Linked DNA regions of Homo sapiens: region 2 is linked to region 1. Evidence: chromatin contacts called from ENCODE Hi-C or POLR2A ChIA-PET data. All regions are on one chromosome and are shown on one strand. The core of a region is the stretch at or near the end of the contact, and the rest is flanking DNA. Distances in the headings are between cores, read along the strand shown. Region 1 overlaps DRAXIN (dorsal inhibitory axon guidance protein). Region 2 has its middle 68 kb from the start of UBIAD1.

Region 1 (6,828 bases), core at 2,943-5,442:
AGTATGCATTCACTACTCACAACAACCCTATGAAGGGAGAGTTATTATTCCCATTTTACAGATGAAAAAATCAAGGCACAGAGACCTTAAGAAACTTTCCTAAGGTTGCCAAAGCTGTGAGAGGTGGAATAGGTGGATTTAACACCAGCCACACTGCTACAGATGGAAGGGGAGAGCAGAGACTCTCCGCCCCAGCTGCACCTGAAGTTACCTGGGAGAAAAACTATGAAGCCCAGACCAAACAAAACAGAAGCTTTGTGGGTGGGCCCCAGGCCTGTGAATGTTCCTGGATTATTGCAACGTGCAGCCAGCGTTGAGAGTGAGCAGGCTTGAGCAGGGGTTGGCAAACCGTGACCCTCAGGCCAAATCTGCCCCACTGCCTGGTTTTGCGCAGTTGGCAAGCAAAGAGCAGTTTTTGCACTTTTAAATGGTTTTAGAAAATTAAACTAATAATATTTTATGGCCAGGTGCGGTGGCTCACACCTGTAATCCCAGCATTTTGGGAGGCTGAGGCGGGCGGATCACCTGAGGTCAGAAGTTTGAGACCAGCCTGGCCAACATGGTAAAACCTTATCTCTACTAAAAATACAAAAATTAACCAGGTGTGGTGGCACATGCCTGTAGTCACAGCTACTTGGGAGGCTGAGGCAGGAGAATTGCTTGAACCTGGGATGAAGAGGTTGCAGTGAGCTGAGACTGAGCCACTGCATTCCAGCCTGGGCAGCAGAGCAAAACTCCATCTCCAAAAAAAAAAAAAAGGAAAGAGAGAATAATATTTTGTGACATGTGAAAAGTATACAGAATTCACATGTGTGTCCAGAAATAGTTTTCCTGGAGCATAGCCATGAATTCATTTACACACTCTCTGTGGCTGCTTCGAGCTACGGCAGAGCTGAGTAGCTGGTGGAGATCAGATGGCTTGCAAATCCTAAAATGTTTATTTGGCTCCTCACAGTAAAAGTTTGCTAAACCCTGGATTAGAGGAAACTGGCTTCTGTATGAGCAAAATAAATTTAAGATAGACCTAAGGAAGAACTTCCTGGCAGAGAGGTTGGTTAGACACTTGAGAGGGCTTTGGGATTCCCAGCTCTGGAGTTAAGAGGTTCCATCCACCCATCCCTCTTTGGAAATGTCAAATAGAGATAGCTAGGGCAAAGAGACGGGCCTTGAATTTCCAACCATGGAACTACCCTGGCAACCAGTGGCAGTTCTATGGGCATTTTAGCTTTGTCCTGACCCTCTGTGTTCTCCATGGCTGATGTCCTAGGACCATCTAACAGCTGTCCCCCAGCCATAGTAATGCTGGGCTTTCTTCCGGCGGTACTCCTTAGGGTTCTAGCCCCACAGAGCCAGCACAGTCCCGAGTCACCACTTAATGTGAGGCACACACAGCATGTGTGGGTTGTCTGGTCTCAAGTACGAAGCTGCTGGCAGATCTGCCTTTTTACATTTTTAAGTGTTTTATATTTTTGGAGTCTCACTCTGTCGCCCAGGCTGGAGTGCAATGGCGTGATCTTGGCTCACCGCAACCTCCGCCTCCTGGGTTCAAGTGATTCTCCCGCCTGAGCCTCCTGAGTAGCTGGGATTACAGGCACCTGCCACCATGCCTGGCTAATTTTTGTATTTTTAGTAGAGATGGGGTTTCACCATGTTGGTCAGGCTGTTCTCGAACGCCTTACTTCAAGTGATCTGCCTACCTCGGCCTCCCAGAGTGCTGGGATGTCAGACATGAGCCCTCGTGCCCAGCCTTAATTTTTGTATATTTGGTAGAGACCGGGTTTTGCCATGTTGGCCAGGCTGGTCTCAAACTCCTGACCTGAGGTGGTCCGCCCACCTCAGCCTCCCAAAGTGCTGGGATTACAGGCATGAGCCATTGTGTCTAGCCATATCTGCCTTTCAGCTAGCCTGCTTTGATCTCCCAGTTCCCCTGCCCTCCCTGCTCCCTCCCCACAAGGTTCCCATGCCCATCAAACTTGGATAGGGAGAGAACAAGCATATTTAATTTCTTCTAGATCTGCCTGCTTTCCTTGGTGCCTGACCCCTGACCCCGACTGATTTTTCCAACGCAGTAAACATCTCTGGCATCTTATGGGCGTGATCCAGGCCAGTGAGGAATTTGGCCAGGAAAGTCTTTTGTCATTTGCAACCTGGTTCGCCCTGGAACAGAGGGTTGGCCAGGAGTGAGATGCCAAGTGGGGGGATTTAAATGGTTCTCCTGAAGTGACCCCTGAAGCCAGATCTGCTGGGACAGATGTCCTGGGTGGGCATTGTGAGTCTGGCCTGTTAGGGGCAGTTAGCTTCAGATAGCACCTCAATTTCAGGTGAGCCTCAACTTCCCAGTGGGCTCTGCTGCAAAAATGTGGGGTGGGGTTCCAGGGATGGTTTTGTGGTCCTGGAAATCACTAAACAGTATGCAAAGTGGGTAAACATGGGCAATATGTGTGGGGTTTTTTTGGATTCCATGCTTGCATCAGAACCCCTGGGGGGGAAGTGCTCCAGAAAACTGTAAAGTGCCTGTCCAGGACTGGATGATCAGGACCACAGGGACATAAAGGCCAACATGATTCTTTTCCCCAAACACTTCTTATCCCAGGATATCAGCTACTAGACCACAGGGATCAACCTGCCCAACTTATTCCTGCAAGCAAGTATGTGCTTAAGTTGTATTTTGTTTTGTTTTTAAACATGATACACCTTTATCCAGGGAAGGCAGAGAACAGTCAAGTTATTCCAGCCACAGAGGAAGGGAATACCAGGGTGTGAGCCTCTCTTGCCAAAAGCCTTAGAGAATCTGGAAGAAATTCTTGGCTGTGGAGCAGCAAGAACGTGGGCCTTGGAGCTGGACAGCCTTGGCCCAGGTTCATGTCCTTGCTCTGCCATGTACTTCCCAGGACCTCTCAGTGGGTCCCTGGGCCAGCAGCCTCGCGTTCCCTGGGAGCTTGTTAGAGCACAGAGCCCACTGAGTCAGATGTGCTTTTTTTTTTTTTTTTTTTTGAGATGGAGTTTCACTCTTGTCCCCCAGGCTGGAGTGCAGTGGCACGATCTCTGCTCACTGCAACCTCTGCCTCCCAAGTTCAAGCGATTCTGGTGCCTCAGCCTCCGAGTAGCTGGGATTACAGGTGTGCACCACCGCGCCTGGCCTAATTTTTGTATTTTTAATAGAGACGGGGTTTCCCCATGTTGGCCAGGCTGGTCTCGAACTCCTGACCTCAGGTGAGCCACCCGCCTTGGCCTCCCAAAGTGCTGGGATTACAAGCGTGAGCCGCCGCGCCCGGCCAGATGTACATTTTTAACTGGACCTCCAGGTGACTCTTAGCATGTTCAGGTTTGAGGAGCACTGACCTGGGACCCTGGGCAAGTCGAGTCAAATAACTCCAGCGTGCCTCACGGTCCTCAACCTGTCGCATGGTGATAATGCCTACTTGAAAAGGTCGTTGTGATAATTCAATGAGATAATGTATTCCAGCACTTAGCACAGTGCCTGGTACATAGGAGATGTTCCATATTCATCTCCTGATGGTGGACCTTCTTTCGGGAAGTTTAAATTTCTTTTCCACTCTCAAAAACGCCTCTTGGTTTTGAACTTGAAGCTGTTGCAGTGCTGGAGTCGGACAGTAGAGGGCACTCTCGGCATTGCCATCGCGGAGAGCAAGACACGCGGGATGGAGGCTGCGTGGGTCCGGACTTCGTGTGTGCAGGTGCTGCGGGCCGGCTCCTGGGCACCCACCCAGCTCATTCGCCGAGCGGCTCCCCTCCTGGGGTTGAGTGTCCTGGGCCTGAGTCTGCAGCCTCAGCCATCTGTTCCCCAACTTGATCTCCCACTGCTAGTTACAAACAAATCGCCCGGCTTGTGCAAACCTCCTGGGCTCAGTCCCCAGTCCCGCGGGGCCGCTAGACGTTGATGAAGGATCCCTGGTCGCCGTTGGCCGTCTCGGGCTCCACACAGCGCCCTTTCCTCCGTGTAACCCTGCGGTTCCGGTGGAATTTGGCATAGCAGCGCAGCCCTGGGCGAGTGGAGGCAAGGGGGGTCAGAGGCGCGAAGGGCCCGTGCCCTCCCCTTCCTTCCCCTGCACGCTCGGGGCCAGCCAGCTCCCTCCTGCCTTCATTATTCTGCCCTACAACCCAGCTTCCTCACGGCAGCCCCAATGAGCTTAAAAGACACGAACCCGGAAGAGGGGAGGAATGAACACGGAAGGAGAACAGAGAAGACTCAGGGCGGTCGGGGCGGTGAACATATTCTGTGTGACACGTAATGGTGGGACATGGCATGCATTTGTCAAAACCCACAGAATGCACCGCACAGTGAACTATAACTTACGTTGACTTCAGTTAGTAATAATAATACATCACTATTGGTTTGTCAAGCAACAAATGTACCAAGAGAGGCCGGGCACGGTGGCTCACGCCTATAATCCCAGCGCTTTGTAAGGCCGAGGCAGGTGGATCACTTGAGGTCAGGAGTTTGAGACCAGCCTGGCCAACATGGTGAAACCCCGTCTCTACTTAAAAAAATACAAAAACTACCCGGGCATGGTGGTGGGTGCCTGTAATCCCCGTTACTTGGGAGGCTGAGGCAGGAGAATCACATGAACCCGGGAGGTGGAGCTTGCAGTGAGCCAAGATCATGCCACTGCACTCCAGCTGGGGCGACAGAGCTAGACTCCCTCTCAGAAAACAAACAAACAAACAAACAAACAAACAAATCTACCACATGATTGCAAGATGTTATTAATAGGAGAAACTGCATGCAGGGGCAAAGCAGGTATATGAGAACCACATTCTGTGAAATTTTTCTAGAAAACTGCTCTAAAAATAAAGTCCACAGGGTACGGTGGCTCACACCCGTAATCCCAGCACTTTGAGAGGCTGAGGTGGGAGGATCGCTTGAGCCCAGTAGTTCCAGACCAGCCTAAGCAACATAGGGAGACCCTATCTCTACAAAAAATGTAAAAATTAGCCAGGCATTGTGGCATACACCTGTAGTCCCAACTATAGGAAGGAGGGGCTAACATGAGAGGATCCTTTGAGCCCAGGAGTTCCAGGCTGCAGTGCGCCTTGGTTGCACCACTGTAGTTCAGCCTGGGTAACAGAGTGAGACTCTGTCTCAAAAAAATTAAAAAATAAAATACACAGATAAATTCAATTAAAAAGTCTATAATCTTGAAAATTGGAAAGGAAAAAGGTTATTAAATTTTTTTTTAAGTGGCTCAAATTCTGCCCTTCCCTGTAAAACATCCTATGGAGAGCCATTGCTTTTTTTTTTTTTTTTTTTGAGATGGAGTTTTGCTCTTGTCACCCAGGCTGGAGTGCAGCGGCACCATCTTGGCTTATGAAACCTCTGCCTCCTGGGTTCAAGTGATTCTCCTGCCTCAGCCTCTCGAGTAGCTGGGATTACAGGCATGCGCCACCACACCCAGCTAATTTTGTATTTTTTTTTTTTTTTTTTAGCAGAGATGGGGTTTCACCATGTTGGCCAGGCTGGTCTTGAACTCCTGGCCTCAAGTGATCTGCCCACCTCCGCCTCCCAAAGTGATGGGATTACAGGCATGAGCCACCGTGCCGGGCCTCCCTTTTTTTTTTTTTTTTTGAGACAGGGTCTTGCTCTGTTGCCTGGACTGGAGTGCAGTGGCATGGCAAGATCTCGGCTCACTGCAATCTCTGCCTCCTGGGCTCAAGTGATCCTCCCCACTTCAGCCTCCCAAGTAGCTGGTACTATGGGTGTGCGCCACCACACCCGGCTAATTTTTTTTTTTTTTTTTGTATTTTTGGTAGAGACAGTGTCTCTCTACCTTGCCAAGGCTGGTCTCCAACTCCGGGCTCAAGGATCCACCTGCCTTGGCCTCCCAAAATGCTGGGATTACAGGCATGAACCACCCCGCCTGGCCTCCAATGCCCACTTCTGTCTACCCTTTCTTTTTTTTTTTTTGAGACGGAGTCTCTCTCTGTTGCCCAGGCTGGAGTGCAGAGGCACGATCTCAGCTCACTGCAACCTCCGCCTCCTGGTTTCAAGAGATTCTCCTGCCTCAGCCTCCTGAGTAGCTGGGATTACAGGTGCGCGTCACCACACCCGGCTAATTTTTGTATTTTTAGTAGAGATGGGATTTCACCATGTTGGTCAGGCTGGTCTCAAACTCCTGACCTCATGATCTGCCCGCCTTGGCCTCCCAAAGTGCTGAGATTACAGGCATGAACCACTCCCCTGGCCTCCAATGCCCACTTCTGTCTACCCTTTCTAAAACAACTGTAGGACTCATTATCATATTATTATCTTTATAGCCCTTATTACTTACTTTTTTTTTCTTTTTGAGACAGAGTCTCACTCAGTCACCCAGGCTGGAGTGCAATGGCAGGATCTCGGCTCACTGCAATCTCTGCCTCCCGGGTTCAAGCGATTCTCATGCCTCAGGCTCCCGAGTAGCTGGAATTACAGGCAAGTGCCACCATGCCCATCTAATTTTTGTATTTTTAGTAGAGACAGGGTTTCACCATGTTGGCCAGGCTGGTCTCACTCCTGACCTCAAGTGATCCTCCTGCCTCGGCCTCCCAAAGTGCTAGGATTACAGGCATGAGCCACCATGCTCGGCCATAGCCCTTATTATTTTCTAAAGACATACTATCTATGTATTTGATTGTTGTCTGCTCATATCACTAGAATGTAATTCATGGGCACAGAACTTGCTGGTTCTTTTCACTACTGAACCCCCCAGTGTCCAGAGCAATGTCTGATACGCAGTAGGTGCTCCCTAAATATTTAACTGATTAGATGAGTGAATAATCAGAACTACATAGCTTTATTGCCGAGGCGGGAGGATCCCTTGAGCCCGGGAG
Region 2 (6,798 bases), core at 3,116-5,615, 380 kb after region 1:
GTGCGTGTCTTATTCAGCACTGGGCCTGGCACAGAGCAGTTCTCCATAAACTGGGTGACAGTTGGGACAGTGACTGGAGCTAGCCCTGCTTCCCTGACTTTCTAGGAGGCTGTGCCCTGCCACCCATCTCCTCGGAGCCCCAAGCCCAGGCCCAACCTACTCACTTCCCCCAGGTCACCCCTTGCTGTTGGTGGCAGAAGCGGGGTTGAAACCTTCCCCTCACCTGCCTCCCTGAGGACTACCTGGGTTTGCGCAGGGAGGGGATCACTCATTCCAAATCTCAGCTGAGGAGCAGGAAGCTGCCTGGGGAGCTGCCACCACATCCCTGCTTTCCAGGCCCCAGGACAGGCCCACTCTTCCAGGAAGGCATGAGGCTGCTCTCAGACCTTCCCTGCCCTCTCCCCACAATGGCACATTAGGAGGAGGCTGGACGGGAAGGACTCGCCAGCTGAAATTAAACTAAGCACCAATCTGGCCAGGTGCAGTGGCTTACACCTGTAATCCCAGCACTTTGGGAGGCTGAGGCGGGCGGATTGCTTGAGGCCAGGAGTTCGAGACCAACCTGGCAACATGGTGAAGCCCTGTCTCTACTAAAAAAAAAAAAAAAAAAAACAAGCCAGGCCTGGTGTCAGGCACCTGCAATCCCAGCTACTCAGGAAGCTGAGGCATGAGAATTGCTTGAACCTGGGAGGTGGAGGTTGCAGTGAGCCAAGATCATGCCGCTGCACTCCAGCCTGGGCAACAGAGCAAGACACTGTCTCAAAAAGCAAACAAACTAAGCACCGATCTGTGCTGGGCCCCAGTGTGTATTGATAGGTATAGATATGCACAGGTATGGATTAGCTATATATCTAGACATGGAGGATACAAGCAGCTACAAACACCTTCACCTGCTTAATCGTCACATCAAACACGTGGGTGGGTGCCATTAATGTTCAGTGGGTTCTAATGAATAAACCCACCACCTCCTCCACCAAGTTCAGATCCAATCAAGAGAGAGACACTGAAATCCCATGGATAAAGGTCCAAATGGCAGTTTGAACATCTACCAAAAGCTGAATGGCAGAATGTGACAGGGTGGGGAAGTCTGAGAGCATTACGCCCCTGCTCATGGAAACACGAAGCCCATTTTGTAGATGAGGAAACGGAGGCAAGTCAATGAGGAACAGGAATTTGAACCCAGGTTATCCTGTCTCCAGGTATCAATGTAAATCTGTATCTAGCCTACCCCTAGATCATCTACATGCCTCGGGATCTCCAGGATCCAAGGCACAATGATTCTGATAGCAAAAGAAGCCAAGAGGAGTGGAGCCTGCAGCAGAGCCCTGGGGTCTAGGCAAAGGCTGGTCCATGATTTCCCTCCTGGCTCCTCCCCTCCTGCTCCTCTCCCCACCTCCCCTCTTCTCCCCTGTCCTTATCCTTCCCTGTCAGATCACTATCATTCATTTCCCTCTGGTTACCAAGCTTGGCGAGGCAGCTTTCCTGGTTCCATGTCTGATCTGCATGCCTGAGCCAAGAAAAGGACTTGCTTTCAGGAGCCACTTCCTCCTCCAGCTCATTAAACAGCTGGTCCCCTTGTCTGGGTTCAACAGTCAAAAGCCTAATCCATGTCTGGCAGCTGGAACAAATCCTACCAGGGACTCAAACAGCCCCACCTGTGGGGAGAGTAGGAGACCCAGCCGCTCGCTGGAAAGCCAATTTCGAGACAGCGCTCTCTGAGGCTGCACTAATTTTGTCTCATGTTCCAGAGCTGCAGTCACTTTATAAATCCGGCAGAGAATGCTGCCAAGGGTTCAAGAACAGGGTTCCAAGACCCGAGATTAGGCCAATGCTGTTCCCTATCCCCCAGGAAAGGCCCCCCAGGACAGCTTGCCCCTGCAGCAAAAATGGCCAATGCTTCCTTTTATAAATCAACCCCATATGGGCTTTCCAGGATTCTGAGGTTGCATCTGGGCTCAGCACGAAGGAGTCCTGTGATTGATTAGGGATGTCTGCCACAGCTGCGGCCTGGGACCTGGTGTGCAGAGGCCATGTGTTCACTTTTTCAGTACTCATGATTGCTCTGGCAATGGCCCTATGATTGTGTCACTCTGGGACTGGGGTGTGTGTGTGTATGTGTGTGTCATCTTGAAATATATACGTTTACAAAGCTGCTTATAAAGCAGTGGTCAACTACAGCCCTTCCTCCACACCATATGGCCCATACGCCTCCAGCAAGCACAGAACCTCCTGGAGTTTCATTGCAACATTTACAAAATGAAGATGAAGCTGCCAGGTTGGGACAAGTTTGCATGCATGAAACTCCTCTCCACTTATGGCAATAAAGGATTTTGTAAGTTATAAAGTCATGGCTGCATGCCATGGATCAGAAACAGAGCAGAACAGCCAGCGGTAAACAGGAGATGGAGCCTCGGGCTTGCTGTTCTCTAGGTCCTGAACAGGTAGGAGTGGCAGGAGATCCAGTTCACCCAGGATGCTGGAACCAAAGGGCCTCCCAGGGCAGGTGAACTCCACTAGCAAAATTCTGCAAGAGCGCCGCGTGGGCCAATAGATAAGCCTTTACAATGAACTATGTGTTTCCTCTTCAATGGCTTCTCCGCCCACTCTCCCCACCTGGGCTCCAATCCAACCACACTCACCTGCCTCAGGGCCTTTGCAATCACTGTTCCCACTGCCTGCATGCTCCACCCTTATATCCCCTATCAGCTCACTCCTTCACTTCATGAAAGTTTCTGCTGAAATATTATCAGAGCAGCCTGTCTGGACACCTTATATAAAATAGCCTCTTCTATCTCTCACTTTTTTTTAAAAAGAGATGGAGTCTCACTCTAAGTTGCCCAGGCTGGGGTGCAATGGTGCAATCACGGCTCACTGCAACCTTGACTTGCTGGACTCACGCAATCCCCCTGTCTCAGCCTCCCAAGTAGCTGGGACTACAGCCACACACCACCATGCCCAGCTAAGTTTTTAATTTTTTGTAGAGACAGGATCTCACTATGTTACCCAGGCTGGTCTTAAACTCATGGCCTCAAGCGATCCTCCTGCCTTGGACTCCCAAAGCACTGGCGTGAGCCACTGCACCAGCCATCACTCTTTATGCCCCTTATTCGGCTTTATTTTCTCATAGCACATCTATTTGTTTCTTGTTTGCCTCTCTCCCTTCCCTCTAATTAGAATGTTAGTTCTGCAAGGATAGGAATTGTGTCTGCTATGTGAACTGCTACATCCCCAGAGCCTGGGATGCGGTCTGGCACATGATTGGGGCTCTCCAGGTGTGTGTTGAATGATTAAGTGAGGGTTAGGATTTTATGAATTAAGATACTGAGGTTTAGAAAGGCTGAGTATCTTGCCCGATAATAATAACTGCTTTTTTTTTTTTTTTTTGAGACAGAGTCTTACTCTGTCACCTAGGCTGGAGAGCAATGATGTGATGATGGCTCACTGCAACCTCCACCTCCCGGATTCAAGAGATTCTCCTGCCTCAGCCTCCCGAGTAGCTGGGATTACAGGCATGCGCCAACATACCCAGCTAATGTATTTTTAGTAGACGGGGTTTCTCCATGTTGGCCAAGCTGGTCTTGAACTCCTGACCTCAGATGATCCACCCAACTTGGCCTCCCAAAGTGCTGGGATTACAGGCATGAGCCACCATGCCTGGCCTATAACTGTGCTTTATTAAAAGTTCTCTGTGCCAAGCACTGTGCAGAGCCCTTTGCATACACTGCCCTTTAAGCTTCATGGTAAGTCTACGAAGTGGGACTATCCCCATTTTACAGATAGAGACCAGCCAGGTTGAGTCACTTGCTCAGGATCACACAGCAGGTCAGGAGGGGAGCTGCATGTTCCCCAAGCCCCCACTGGTAACTTCTTTGCTCTCCTGGCCCCCGGGCTCCCCTCAAACAAAGCAAAGGCTTCTGTGTCGAGTGGATCATATGTTTCATTCCCCTGTCTCCAGGCAGCACTATAAATCATCAGACAGAATCCATCCAGATTTTACCAACTCCTTGCCAAGGGGTTTCACCATTTCCCATCCCAGTGTTTCCTCTTTCCAAAGTTAAGCCTCATCACTGCAAATTCTTCTTTTCAGTCTAACCCGAATCCCACTTGCTTCACATTCAACCTATTTCTTCTTGTCCCACCTTCCAGGGAGCTGGAGAAAATCGGCAGGAGACACAGGCACTGCAACCAAAATGCTCCATTTAGCTGGGAGAGAAGCCACAGGCTCCACGCCCCAGCGATTCACCAGAAAGCCGAAAGCCCCAGCTCCCAAGGCCAGCCCTGTCAGCACCTGGCCCCGTGTTCCTTTCCCAGGGCCCTGCCTTGCCACGGTGATTTATGGGCCCTGTCAATCTGCAGGCTGAGCCACGGAGACAGCTGGGAGTAGCAAGGATCAGCAGCGGCCACGCGGGCCAAGGGGGGTGGGGTGGCTCAGGCTGAGCCTGGGGGGAGGGGGAGGGGAGCAAGAGACCCAGACACTCCAGACCACAGTGTGACAGAGATGGGGATGGAGACCCCAGCACGCCGGGTCAGAGCAGCCGCCAGCCTGAACCAGGGCAAGAAGCTGCGGAACAAAGACTCCAACCAGAAAAGCATGAAGAAGGAGCAGAACGGGAGACAGCCTGAGAGCCGCTGGAGCCGCTTCTCCTAGGGAGTTTCAGATTCTCTTTATTCTGAAGACAAAAGCAAAATGAAGATGACAGACGGTGAGAGATGTTTAGCGGGTTTGTTTTTCTGCAGACGTTCTGGAGGACCTGGATGAAATCGCCAATTAGCCCTCCTCCCCGCAAGCAAGCTCCCAAGTCCACAACCCTGGTGGGAACTAAGTTCCCCACCCAGCCCCAGCTGGAGGCAACTCTCACTCTGTCTCTCTCACCCCCGGTTTATGTGTCTTTGTCCCTGCAGCTGCACGTCTGACTCCTTCTTCTTTCTTTCTTGGTCTCCCTTACCTTAGATTTTTCTTCCTTGGTATTTTCTGGTCTCCTGCCTCCCTCTCTGACCCATCTCACTCCGAGGAGCCACTGGAGCAGGCTCTCTGGCCCTTGGACCCATCTGTCTCCTGCCTCTGGCATTTCTTGCGCCCCTCCCGGTGTGTCCTCCCGTCTCACCCCCACGCTGTCTCATTGTTCATTGGCGATTGACCTTAGTTTCTTTTTTTTTTTTTTTTGAGACAGTCTCTCCCTCTCACCCAGGCTGGAGTGTAGTGGCTCAGTCTCGGCTCACTGCAACCTCCACCTCTCAGGTTCAAGTGATTCTCCTGCCTCAGCCTCCTGAGTAGCTGGGATTACAGGTGTCCACCACCACACCTGGCTAATTTTTGCATTGTTAGTAGAGACGGGTTTCACCGTGTTGGCCAGGCTGGTCTTGAACTCCTGACCTCAGGTGATCCTCCTGCCTCAGCCTCCCTAAGTGCTGGGATTACAGGCATGAGCCACTGCACCCGGCCATTGACCTTAGTTTTTGATGTCCATCCGCTGCAGGTGTCCCTCCCGTGGCCCTGGGCAGTGCGTCCAGGTGGCCTGTGGAGCAGGAGAGTGGAGTCCCCAGCCAGAATTTGCTGTGCAGAGAGGGAGACCCTGCATTGCTCTCAGCTGCGGGCAGCTTGGCATAAGGAAAAGGCAGTGCCCATAGTTAGGGGAACAGAAGAGGCAGCCAGCAGCAACTTTCATCCAGAGTGGATCTGAAATTCCAGGCCAGGCCTGAGGAATGCTCAGCTGCTTTTGTGTGCATACACACACACACGGAGACACACACATACACGCACGCATACCCACACGGGGACACACACACATACACACACAGACACATATGGGGACACACACAGGGACACACACATACACGGGGACACACAAGGGGACACACATACACACAAGGACATACACACAGGGACACAAAGCACAACAGCCACACACTGGGCAGCCTCAGATGGCCTCACAACCAGACTCCCAAATTCACATCTCTCCACAGTCATCCAGGAACCACAGTCCTTCCAACTCCCAACCCCAAACCACACTGCCCGGAGACATTCCCCTGCCCCACAGGGCACCAGGAGCCCTGAGGCTAGAAAGGGGCTCTGGGCATGTGCACTGCGTAAGGGAGAAGGATAATTTGTCTCAACTTAAATCCAGCCCTCGCTATGGGGACACCAGCCTCTCCCTGGCGACCGTGAAAGGGAGGACGAGGAGGAGGAAGAGGAGAAGGGGGAGGTGAAAGAGGGGGAGAGGGAGGAGGAGGAGGGGAGAAGGAGGAGAAGGGGGGGGAGAAGAGGAGAAGGGGGAGGAGGAGGAGGTGGGGGAGGAGGAGGAGGTAGGGGAGGAGGAGGGGAGGGGAAGGAGGGGGAGGAGAGGGAGGAGGGGGAGGAGAGGGAGGAGGAGGAGGAGGTGAAAGAGGGGGAGGAGGGGGGAAGGAGCACAGCTTTCGACCCAGGCTCTTCAGGTGAAGGAAGGAAAGAAAGACTGGTTCCCAGCGCGCCCTAGGAGAGAGGCCAGGAATACAAGGCCACGAAAGCCCATCTGTTTCCAGGCTTCTGTGATTTGTTTTCCCTTTTCTTTGAATACCCCTTGATTTATGAGACTAGGGGTGAAGATCTCTTCTCATTTAACTTACTTTGAAGCTGATTCAAGTTGTTCCAATAATAAATCAGTCTAAATAAAAAGCACCTGCTTGCATGGGGGCTGAAGGGAAGCCGCTGCCTGAACACGTCCGGCCGGGGGGAGGTGCGCCCCCTGGGGGCCTGAGAGGAGATGAGAGTGCCTGCCCCTGGAACCCAGGCAGGAGGCGCATCGTCCCTGAGCACTGTAT

The links. Hi-C counts contacts between places; a loop is a spot of excess contacts on that map. ChIA-PET counts read pairs that join two places held with the same protein, here RNA polymerase II (POLR2A). Pooled maps may share reads with other maps.
Region 2: a loop to region 1 is called in a map of CD8-positive, alpha-beta T cell, with 32 times the contacts of the local background. The contact joins two enhancer-like sites. A Hi-C loop is called at or near these places in 9 of 168 maps with a recorded cell type or tissue (B cell, CD4-positive, alpha-beta T cell, CD4-positive, alpha-beta memory T cell and 4 more), 12 of 37 single-sample maps with no recorded cell type and 20 of 50 pooled maps. POLR2A ChIA-PET finds 5 or more read pairs at or near these places in 1 of 52 experiments (activated naive CD4-positive, alpha-beta T cell).

The regions. Positions count from the first base shown.
Region 1 is chr1:11,716,760-11,723,587 of GRCh38, reverse strand. DRAXIN (dorsal inhibitory axon guidance protein) reads right to left here. Exons shown (of 7, transcript NM_198545.4): 7 at 1-4,004. The coding sequence ends at 3,892. Among named protein-coding and RNA genes, the nearest start is that of AGTRAP, 16 kb to the left of the region's middle. RefSeq lists an enhancer at 3,775-3,844. Within about 2 kb of position 4,192, at least 20 of the 41 ENCODE cell types and tissues checked have a DNase peak (open chromatin) inside an H3K27ac peak, as active enhancers do.
Region 2 is chr1:11,337,623-11,344,420 of GRCh38, reverse strand. No RefSeq gene overlaps it. Among named protein-coding and RNA genes, the nearest start is that of UBIAD1, 68 kb to the right of the region's middle. RefSeq lists an enhancer at 316-816. Within about 2 kb of position 4,365, at least 2 of the 41 ENCODE cell types and tissues checked have a DNase peak (open chromatin) inside an H3K27ac peak, as active enhancers do.